2 separate regions of the Mus musculus genome follow, and region 2 is linked to region 1. Evidence: chromatin contacts called from ENCODE Hi-C or POLR2A ChIA-PET data. All regions are on one chromosome and are shown on one strand. The core of a region is the stretch at or near the end of the contact, and the rest is flanking DNA. Distances in the headings are between cores, read along the strand shown. Region 1 holds the start of Sh3yl1 (Sh3 domain YSC-like 1). Region 2 holds the start of Tmem18 (transmembrane protein 18).

Region 1 (4,221 bases), core at 756-3,255:
GGCAGAAAAAAATCTTTGCTTTGTATCTGCTTCCCAGAGAAATTGAGGGAAATGTTGGGATAGGAAAAGATCACAGATGCATGCTTTGTGCATGTCAGTTAAAAAAAAAGGGGGGGGGATAAGTGAATGTTATGGTAGAGTCCTGCACTTCACAATACCACCTGCAAATGAGTGAATGGACAAGGACTCTTAGTCACAATGTATCAATTAAAAAAAACCAGAGTAAATGTAACCAGAGTTTTAAAGCTAATTTTCTTTGAAAGGTAAAAAAGAGAAAAAACAAAAACCAAGGTAATATTGACTTATTTCACAGACATTGAACACAGTGAGCCAATAACCAATTCTCCTTAGTTAAGATGCAACAAACAGGATGAATGTTATCACTTAGTCTATTTTAACCTCCAACATAGCAATTTACAAACAACCAGATGCTACTATGGTATTTCAATAACAGGCCACAGAGCAGAATAAAACAGCACCTTCAACCCAGCCGTGTTATTCTCTAAACTTTGTGTACAAGTGAACTAACTCATTAGTAATCGAAACATTTCCTCATATCTCAAGGAAAATACCTGGGCCAGCAGGAATACAGAACCTGTTCACTTGGTAAACACAGAACAGGGCAAGGCTTCTGCCCCAGGCCAGGGCATTCCTCCATGGAGGTGGTTACTTCAAGTCTTTCTTCCCTGGTCTGCCTTGGCAGGGCAGTAGTAACATCTGTTGAAAAGAAGCCGGCACATTTTGCCAGGGGAGAAACCTGCTTCCTATTGTTACCTATTCCTATTGTTCAGAGCACTAAAAGAAAACAAAACAAACAAAACAAAACAATAACCAAACCAAACAAAAAAAACCATACAGGCACTATATACTAGAGATGCAGCAATCAAATTACCCTCCACACCACCCCTTTGTAAAGTATCGCAGAACCAAAGACACTGTGTCAAAGTCCTGACACCTCTACCTCTGGAAGTCCCAAACGCATGTGAGCCCCTCCCCTAGGGACTATCCTTTCCCAGAGATCACATTCCCACAAAGGCCCTACACAACCCCCAATCTGCACCTCCTTCATCTGTGTCAAGTACACAGGATGCCAATTCTCAAAACAATTTGAAACCAGAAGATGGTAAAACATCAGATATTAGGGGAAAAATAACAAAATGAAAGTCTGTCTTCAAAACTGGAAATGCTGGAGGAAAAAAAATTTTTTTTCTGCAATGAAGCGGAACGACTGTGGTTAACAATCAACCAAAACCTTTAGCCAGGAGTGTAGAAAACTAATCTTGAGTTCTGAGGATTTACAAAAGGATCCGTGCAGTATGATCTTGGTGGATGCGCCCAGACAAACCCAGGGACTTGACTGTTTTCTCTCCTCTTTCACAACGCCCATCGCAAGAGGAAGAGTTGCCGCGGTGCCGACACGCCCCAGCCGCTCAGACCCTTACTCACTGGTGCCTGCCGCTCCTCTCGGTACCCGAGCTCCTCACTCCAGTCCAGGAAGAGGAAAGCGTTCTCCTTGGTCCGCCTCCCTGACGGGACCCGCCCAGCGGGCGCACACCTGACCCAGGTAAGGGAATAGGTGTATGCCCTGTTTTTGCCAAAGCGATCACTGGTCCTATACCCTTGCTCAGAACGTAGCTCATCTGCGTCCACCCGCCTCATTCCTTTGAAGCCTTGTAAATCACCCCCTCTTCTTAATCGGGGAAACCCACTGCTAAGTACCGTGGCCCGGCCTGGGGTCGGTGGTCCAAAGGGGTAACTTAGCTTGGAAGGGCGGGTAGCTCCGATCGGAGGAGCCACCCTAGGAGGCTCTGCAAGCCGCTATCCTTGAGTTCATTGGCTGCCCTGGCACATCCTAATCCTCCCTGCTCAACACCGTGCCACCCAAGCTGCTCTGGGGGTCGCCCCGCGTTCACCCCGCCCTCACTCCTTAGACGTGCGACCTGGGCAGAGCTCAGAGTGAACGCTAGCCCGGGCTGCCAACCCGAACGCCTAAGCCCCGCCCTCTAGGCGACTTCTGGCCCCGCCTCTGGCCGCGTACGAACGTGGGGCGGCGGACTGCGCATGTCCACGGTCAGAACCCTGGCAGTGCGCATGCGCCTCGTCCCGACGCGGTTTCTGGGCGCCAGGGTCTGCACCGAAACATGGCAGAGGTTGGGTCCAAGTCAGTGCTGTTCGTGTGTCTCGGTAAGGACTCGCCGACTTAAGGGTCTTTTTCTTTGGGACCCTGAAGTGCTCTCCCTGTTAGGCTTCCGAACAAGAGCGCTGGGCGGAGGAAGCAGATCAGAAGGCCTTGGCTGGGCCCGCGTCTGAGCACATACTCGTTTGTCTGCCTTTTTCATATGCATCCCCCATCATCTGGTACTCCTCTGAGCCCGAGATCTGTGTAATTTTTGTCCCAGATTATGCCCTTCCAAAGCCCATGTCACCCTTCCGAGTGCCCTTCAACCACAAATCTTTGTGCGAGTTCTCTCTCTCAAGCCCGTAGACCCCTCTCACTTGCTCCTCCTCTTTTAAGTCTGAGAGTCGCCCATCATCTGCTTTGGCAGTTACTTCCAAATCTCTGTGCTGAAAAATATCCAACCAAAACAACTTTAGGGAGAACAGATTTGTTTTGACTCAGTTTCAGAGGTTCAGGCCCCTTTTGAATGGTTGTAGATTCTGGGCTTGTGGTGAGGCAAGGCATCATGGTCCTTCAAGGTGGCCAGAGCATGAGTCAGGGACTATTTGCTCCTGTGGACGGGAATCACAGAAGGGGAGAGTAGAGAGCAAGACAAGCGTTAGCCCCAAGAGCACGCATCGGGATGTATTTTCTTCTGCTCAGCCACACTTGTATCTTTCATTACCTCCAGTCATTTCCTCATATTTTGAATCTACTGGGTTAAACCATTGACTAGGTCAGTGCCCTTATGATCACATCCTCGGGGGATAAGCCATCACCGACGTCCTGAGAGTTGTCTTTTTCTAATCAGTTAAGGTCTCGATGACGATTAATCATCATCCCTGTTATTCCCTCATGCTCTTGTCCGTCACCTAACTTGCTTTTCTTCCTTTGAACCCTCTCACCTGCTAACTGGCCCAGGTGGCTTCATATCTGTAGTGTGACTCTCTAAGCTGGCCCCTTCTATTAGAACAGCTGGAGTTCTTGCCGGAAACCCCCACCCCCACCCCTGTTCCCCATTGTGCCAACGTGAGCCTAGGTTACAGGAAGACCATTCTGTGACAGGTTTGTTTGATGTCATCCTTGGGTCACAGTTGCTATGGTTCTCAGCCAGTCTCTTTTCTTTAGGTCTCTCTGAAACCTTGGTTTTCAGTCCCTAGGACAATTACTCATGCCATGTGAAAAACAGTTTGTTTTTAAATGAATAATCTTTTAAGTACCTTCTAACACAGAATTTCAACCTTGATTCTCCTTTACATAATATGCAATTCTTTCTTTTTTCAGAGTTCTTGCCTCCTTGACTCCACCCTGAGGGGCAAGGGTTAAATTGTCAACAGTCCAGCTATTTGTCTTTTGTCCTCTGCTTTTCCTACAGAGTGACACTCCTCTTTAGGCTAGAAGTCTGCCAAGACTTTCTGTCTACCTCGCTTTATCTTTCCCACCCACCTGTGGGGACTGCCCTTAAGAAACTGTTGCTGTCCTATGCCTTGATGGTATGGTTAACTTTACTGGGAACCTTAATGCTGGGTTTTGCTTGAAAAGCCATCTGTTTTATAAAGTCAAAATGATGAAAAAAAAGTCAAGGATTTTTTATACCCAGACCATTGGTACCCCCCCCCCGAGATATTTTATTCCATAAGTTGCATTTTTATTTGACAGCCTGTGGAGCTCTTAGGAAGAGTTATCTGTCTTGTGGGCAATAGCTTTTTTCCCTTTATTATTCCACTTTTCAGTACAAGGTACTGTGTGTGATAGTTGCAAGATATCTGTACTAGGTAATTTCTATGAAGAACAAAGTAAAACTCTGGCCTTAATTCACATTGCTTATTATAGTTATCTGTGCTGGCATATTGTACCAATATGACTTTTAAAGGAAGTACATGCTTGCATATGTTTGACGTCAATATAATTCAGTATTTTGTTTTTGCCACTGGAGGTGCATATAGTGGTGAACACCACAGATGAAGTCCAGCTGTTCTGAAGCCGGTACTTTGCAGTCACCATCAGTCAAGGAATGCCAGTGGCTTCATACAGTTGGTGAGGTGTTCACTATGAGCCAAAGC
Region 2 (4,234 bases), core at 726-3,225, 330 kb after region 1:
AAATGAAGAATGGACACCTTTCTGTTGTAAGCTCACATTTCCTGCCTCTCGGTTCCCTGGTTAACTGTCTAAAATCAGCTTTTCCACTCATCAAGAAAACTCTCCCCACCCTTCCAGTGTCCACAAAAATCAAGTATTTACCCTGTAACCACTCAGTTTGGGACACTTTGCTCCTGGGGATTGTGGTATCTGACCTATGAGCCAGCTTCCTTCCCATGTCCCACCCTGTATTTTGGGGGCTCTGAACACTTATTTTCACTGGGGCCAGACCTCACACCTAGGCCAGTCAGCTGTTACTCATCTTTTCTTCCTGACATTTTACTTTGTATCCTTCTGACCCAACTGAGGGGCCCAAAATAGTGAATGTCCCCATTTGGCCAAGTACCAGAACTTTTACTGTGTGCCTGTTTCTGTGCAATAAAGACTCTATCTTTCTCCATTTCACGTACCTAATTAATCCCTACATAGAATTCCTAAAGCCATTATCTTTAAAAATAACCAAAAGTAATATTATATGCATAGTCTGATTTCCAGAGCAGGCAGTATGGGACTAACCCCAGCAAGAAAACATCTACATGAGAGATAAATTGCACTGAACTCAAAGCAGGAATTATCTGTGTAAGAGTCAGCATAAGAGAATCAACATCTTAGTGTACAGATGTTTGGCATCCTTAGTGACCAACCTAGAACATGTCCAAAGATTACTTCATGATCTCCATATAGAAATGAAGGCTTGGGAAACGCTGTGAAAACACAACGCAAACAAACCCAGGGGCAGTATCGCAGCAATGAGAGTGAGCAGAGGGATTCAAGGTTCTCCTACTCACCCAGACACAGGAAGTGCCCGATCTGTAGCTTATACCTCTGTGAGGAGAAGCAAGTGAGAAGGAGGCACAGCAGGTGGAAGGCAAGGAGTCCTAGGAGCCACGGCTCTGTCCAGTCTGTCTCCTGTGAGGAGATAGCGTTAGAAACCTGGAGGGCAGCGAAACGAAACTGCTTTCCTGTGGGGAGTGGGAGCTACTGGTCCCTTCCATTGAGTTTGGGGGTCTTCCATTGGTGTTTGTATACAACCAGAACTCTCAGACAAGCAGGAGCAAGCGAGAGGAAACAGCGATGCCTCAATTGCAAACACAGTCACAGATTTTTATATAAAGATTTTAAAGTCTGAGCACACAGGATGGAAACTACTGTCCACTTGCCTCTTTGGACTGGGTGAAATCTAGAGGGTTATTATCAACTAAACTAACGAGCTAAGTAAAGTCATGTTAACTTGGAATGTGTGAAGCTGCGTACACCAAGCTCCTCTGTGCATGGAGGTCTGGAAATGAGAGCCATCCTAACCTGCAGAGCTGACTGTCCCTGACACTTCTGCACCATGCAGCCGGCTAGTGTGCTTTGGGGTCTTAAGTACAGTCCCCAAGGCTCCAATCTTTCTGATTCTGTCTCCAACTAATATTAAGTTCCTAGTCCCGACTTCTTAGAGCTTCCCATGCCATTTTCCAAGGGCACGGCTCCGCAAGGCAAGACCAGCTCCTCTATCTGGAGCCCTAAAGCTCTTGGGGACAGCTTGAAGTCCAGTTACTGGGTAACGCTCATCTCTTCTGTGCCACATCGGAAAGACAGCGCACTTGAGAGTCTCTCCAGACACTGGCAGGGAAGTCAATGTATGGCGCTAAGACGCCACCGGGGTGAACACTGGTGTTGGGGACTCAGAGGACGGCCGGTGCGCACCCGGGAGCTGCCCCATCCAGCGGAGCAGGGAGCGGCTTCAGGCAGCCCGCCCGCCCCTGCGCAGTTCTCGCAAGAACTAGCAAACCCCACCAAACGCCGGCGCCACTTAGAGCCTGCGAGTTACCATGATCACCGCAGGGATGCTGACTGGGAAGGATCGGACTGAGTATGCGGACGACATCGCGCCAGGGATCCCAACAGCCGGGACGAGTCCGCAGCTTCCGACAGCCGGGAAAGGCGCTTAGACTTCTCGCGAGATCTACGGGTACGAACCTGGCGCTTGGCTCTTCTCGCGAGAGTTCTGACTTTTTTTTTTTTTTTTTTTTTAAAAGAGCGTCCAACTTTCGTTATTGCAGTAGTGCATTTCTGTAAGAAGTGTCAACGTGCTCACCTAGTTCTGTTTCTTCCAGACTGCCCAGAAAGCGGAGGGTTCGTGGGTTCCACAGATGCAGCCGGCGGCTGGGGAGAGTTTGCCAGGGTCCGATGGCATCCTTGCTCCAGTAGCCCGCCAGGCAGCCGGCAGGAATCCCACTTCTACCCCAGTGGGATAAGGACACCAACCCACCCACAAAACTTTTCACCTCAAATTTGTCTTGCCTAAAAGAAATGCAGGCACAAAGATGAAGCAGAGACTGGAGGAATGGCCAACCAATAACCAGCCCAACTTGAGACCCATCCTATGGGCAAGCACCAATCCCTGACACTATTAATGATACCCTGCTATGCTTGGGGACAGGAGTCTAGCATAGCTGTCCTCTGAGAGGCTCCAGCCAGCAGCTGACTGAGACAGATGCAGAGACCCACAGCCAAACACTGGACTGAGGTCGGAGACTTTTATGGAAGAGTTGGGGGAAGGATTGAAGGTCTTTAAGGGGCTGGGAACCCCACATGAGGGCCAAAAGAGTAACTAACCTGGACCTCTGGGAACTCTCAGAAACTGAGCTGCCAACCAAAGAACACACATGGGATGGACCAAGGCCCCTGAAACATAAACAGCAAAGGCGCAGCTCAGTCTCCATGTGCACACACACACACACACACACACACACACACACACACACACACACACACACAACTGGGGCAGAGGCTCTCCTAAAGCTGTAGCCTGACTGTGGTATCCATAGCCCAACAGGCCTCAGTGGGAGAGGATGTGACTAATCTGGCAGAGACTTGATGCACCAGGGTTGGGGGAATACCCAGTGGGGGCTCACCCTCTCAGAGGAGATAGGGAAGGTGGGAAAGGGTCTCTGTGAGGGGTGACCTGAAGGGGGTAGCGTTTGGGATGTAAATAAAATGAAATAAAAAGTCCCAGGATGAATATAGTGTCAGGTCTCACCATGCTGGATAGATAGCAGCTGAATCCTATAATCCACACAGCCCTTACCCAGAGAAATGGGCTGCCAATGGTGTCTGTACCACAGGATTCCTGTCCCACGAAACCGAGATAGACATTCCATCAATAGGACATAGTGAAGCAGCCCTATCCAGTAGACTGGTGCATATGGTATCTGCCCCCAAGGCCAGCAATGAATATACAGTCAGTACTTGCAGATGTAGGATGGGCACAGTATTCTTCCCCTTGGCCATTCACATCCTAACTCATTGATCTAGAATAGACAAAGATAGTGGTGTTTCTATGGATCTATGGGATAAACATGGCCCTAGTAACCTTGTGTGGCTGGCGATGCTATCCCAATTCTGGGGTGGTAGATTGCTCAAGGGTGACATAACACTGGACAGTTTGGAGTATCCACGATCATGCAGACTGAGCCATCTTACTTTTACACATGTTATTGGAGAAGGGGCAGGCCATGGAATATGAACTGGTAATGCATTGTTTAATGGTTTTAAGTCAATCCACAGGAGGCTGTTAAACACAATTAGTTCATGTGTGAAGTTCTCCTAACTGCTCGTGTAAACAGTGAGGACCCAGGATTCTAAGTCTTTATGTCAGAACATAAACCTGTGCACACGTGCATGGCCTCTGTCATATGATCAGGGCTTGCTCTTTCCCTTGGTGGTGTGATCACTGATGCCATAGCCACCTCCACTAGTCTGAACAGTGACAGTCATAGTCTGTCTTCTTCACCGTTTAATGGGCTCTGATGTAGTAGTCCAATATCCTCCATCCATTTAGCATTGCCCAACCTAAGGCTTCCTCCTCTCTCCCAGAGGCACGCCCAGGCTGTCTTTGTTACCTCCTCTGTACTTTTCAGATTTGGGCTACTCTGCTTCTCAGGTATGTGCTCCACCCAAAGTATGCCTCTTCACCAAAGGTATGGAAATGGGGAAGAAAAAGAAGAGGAGGAGGAGGGGTGGGGGAGGAGGAGTGGGAGGAGAAGCTGGTGGTGGTGTCAAGGTCATTTGGATGTGCTCTAAAGTTGTGCTTTAAGGAACACAGGGCGTGTCCACGATACCCAGCCGAGGACCCTCCCTATTCAGTGGTTTTAGTGTCATTTGTTTAGAGTTGGTGTGTGGGTTAGCTATTCCTGATGATTTTTGG

The links. Hi-C counts contacts between places; a loop is a spot of excess contacts on that map. ChIA-PET counts read pairs that join two places held with the same protein, here RNA polymerase II (POLR2A).
Region 2: a map of v-Abl transformed pro-B cells shows a loop between it and region 1 (2.7-fold over the local background). The contact joins the promoter of Tmem18 here to the promoter of Sh3yl1 in region 1. A Hi-C loop is called at or near these places in 4 of 37 maps with a recorded cell type or tissue (T-helper 1 cell, T-helper 17 cell, regulatory T cell and 1 more). POLR2A ChIA-PET finds 5 or more read pairs at or near these places in 3 of 5 experiments (Patski and embryonic stem cell).

The regions. Positions count from the first base shown.
Region 1 is chr12:30,909,453-30,913,673 of GRCm38, reverse strand. It overlaps Sh3yl1 (Sh3 domain YSC-like 1), which reads right to left and starts at 2,005. Exons shown (of 10, transcript NM_013709.5): 1 at 1,447-2,005. The coding sequence starts at 1,447. It overlaps Acp1 (acid phosphatase 1, soluble), which reads left to right and starts at 2,062. Exons shown (of 6, transcript NM_021330.4): 1 at 2,062-2,184. The coding sequence starts at 2,142.
Region 2 is chr12:30,582,184-30,586,417 of GRCm38, reverse strand. It overlaps Tmem18 (transmembrane protein 18), which reads right to left and starts at 1,975. Exons shown (of 5, transcript NM_172049.2): 1 at 1,856-1,975; 2 at 828-948. The coding sequence starts at 1,912.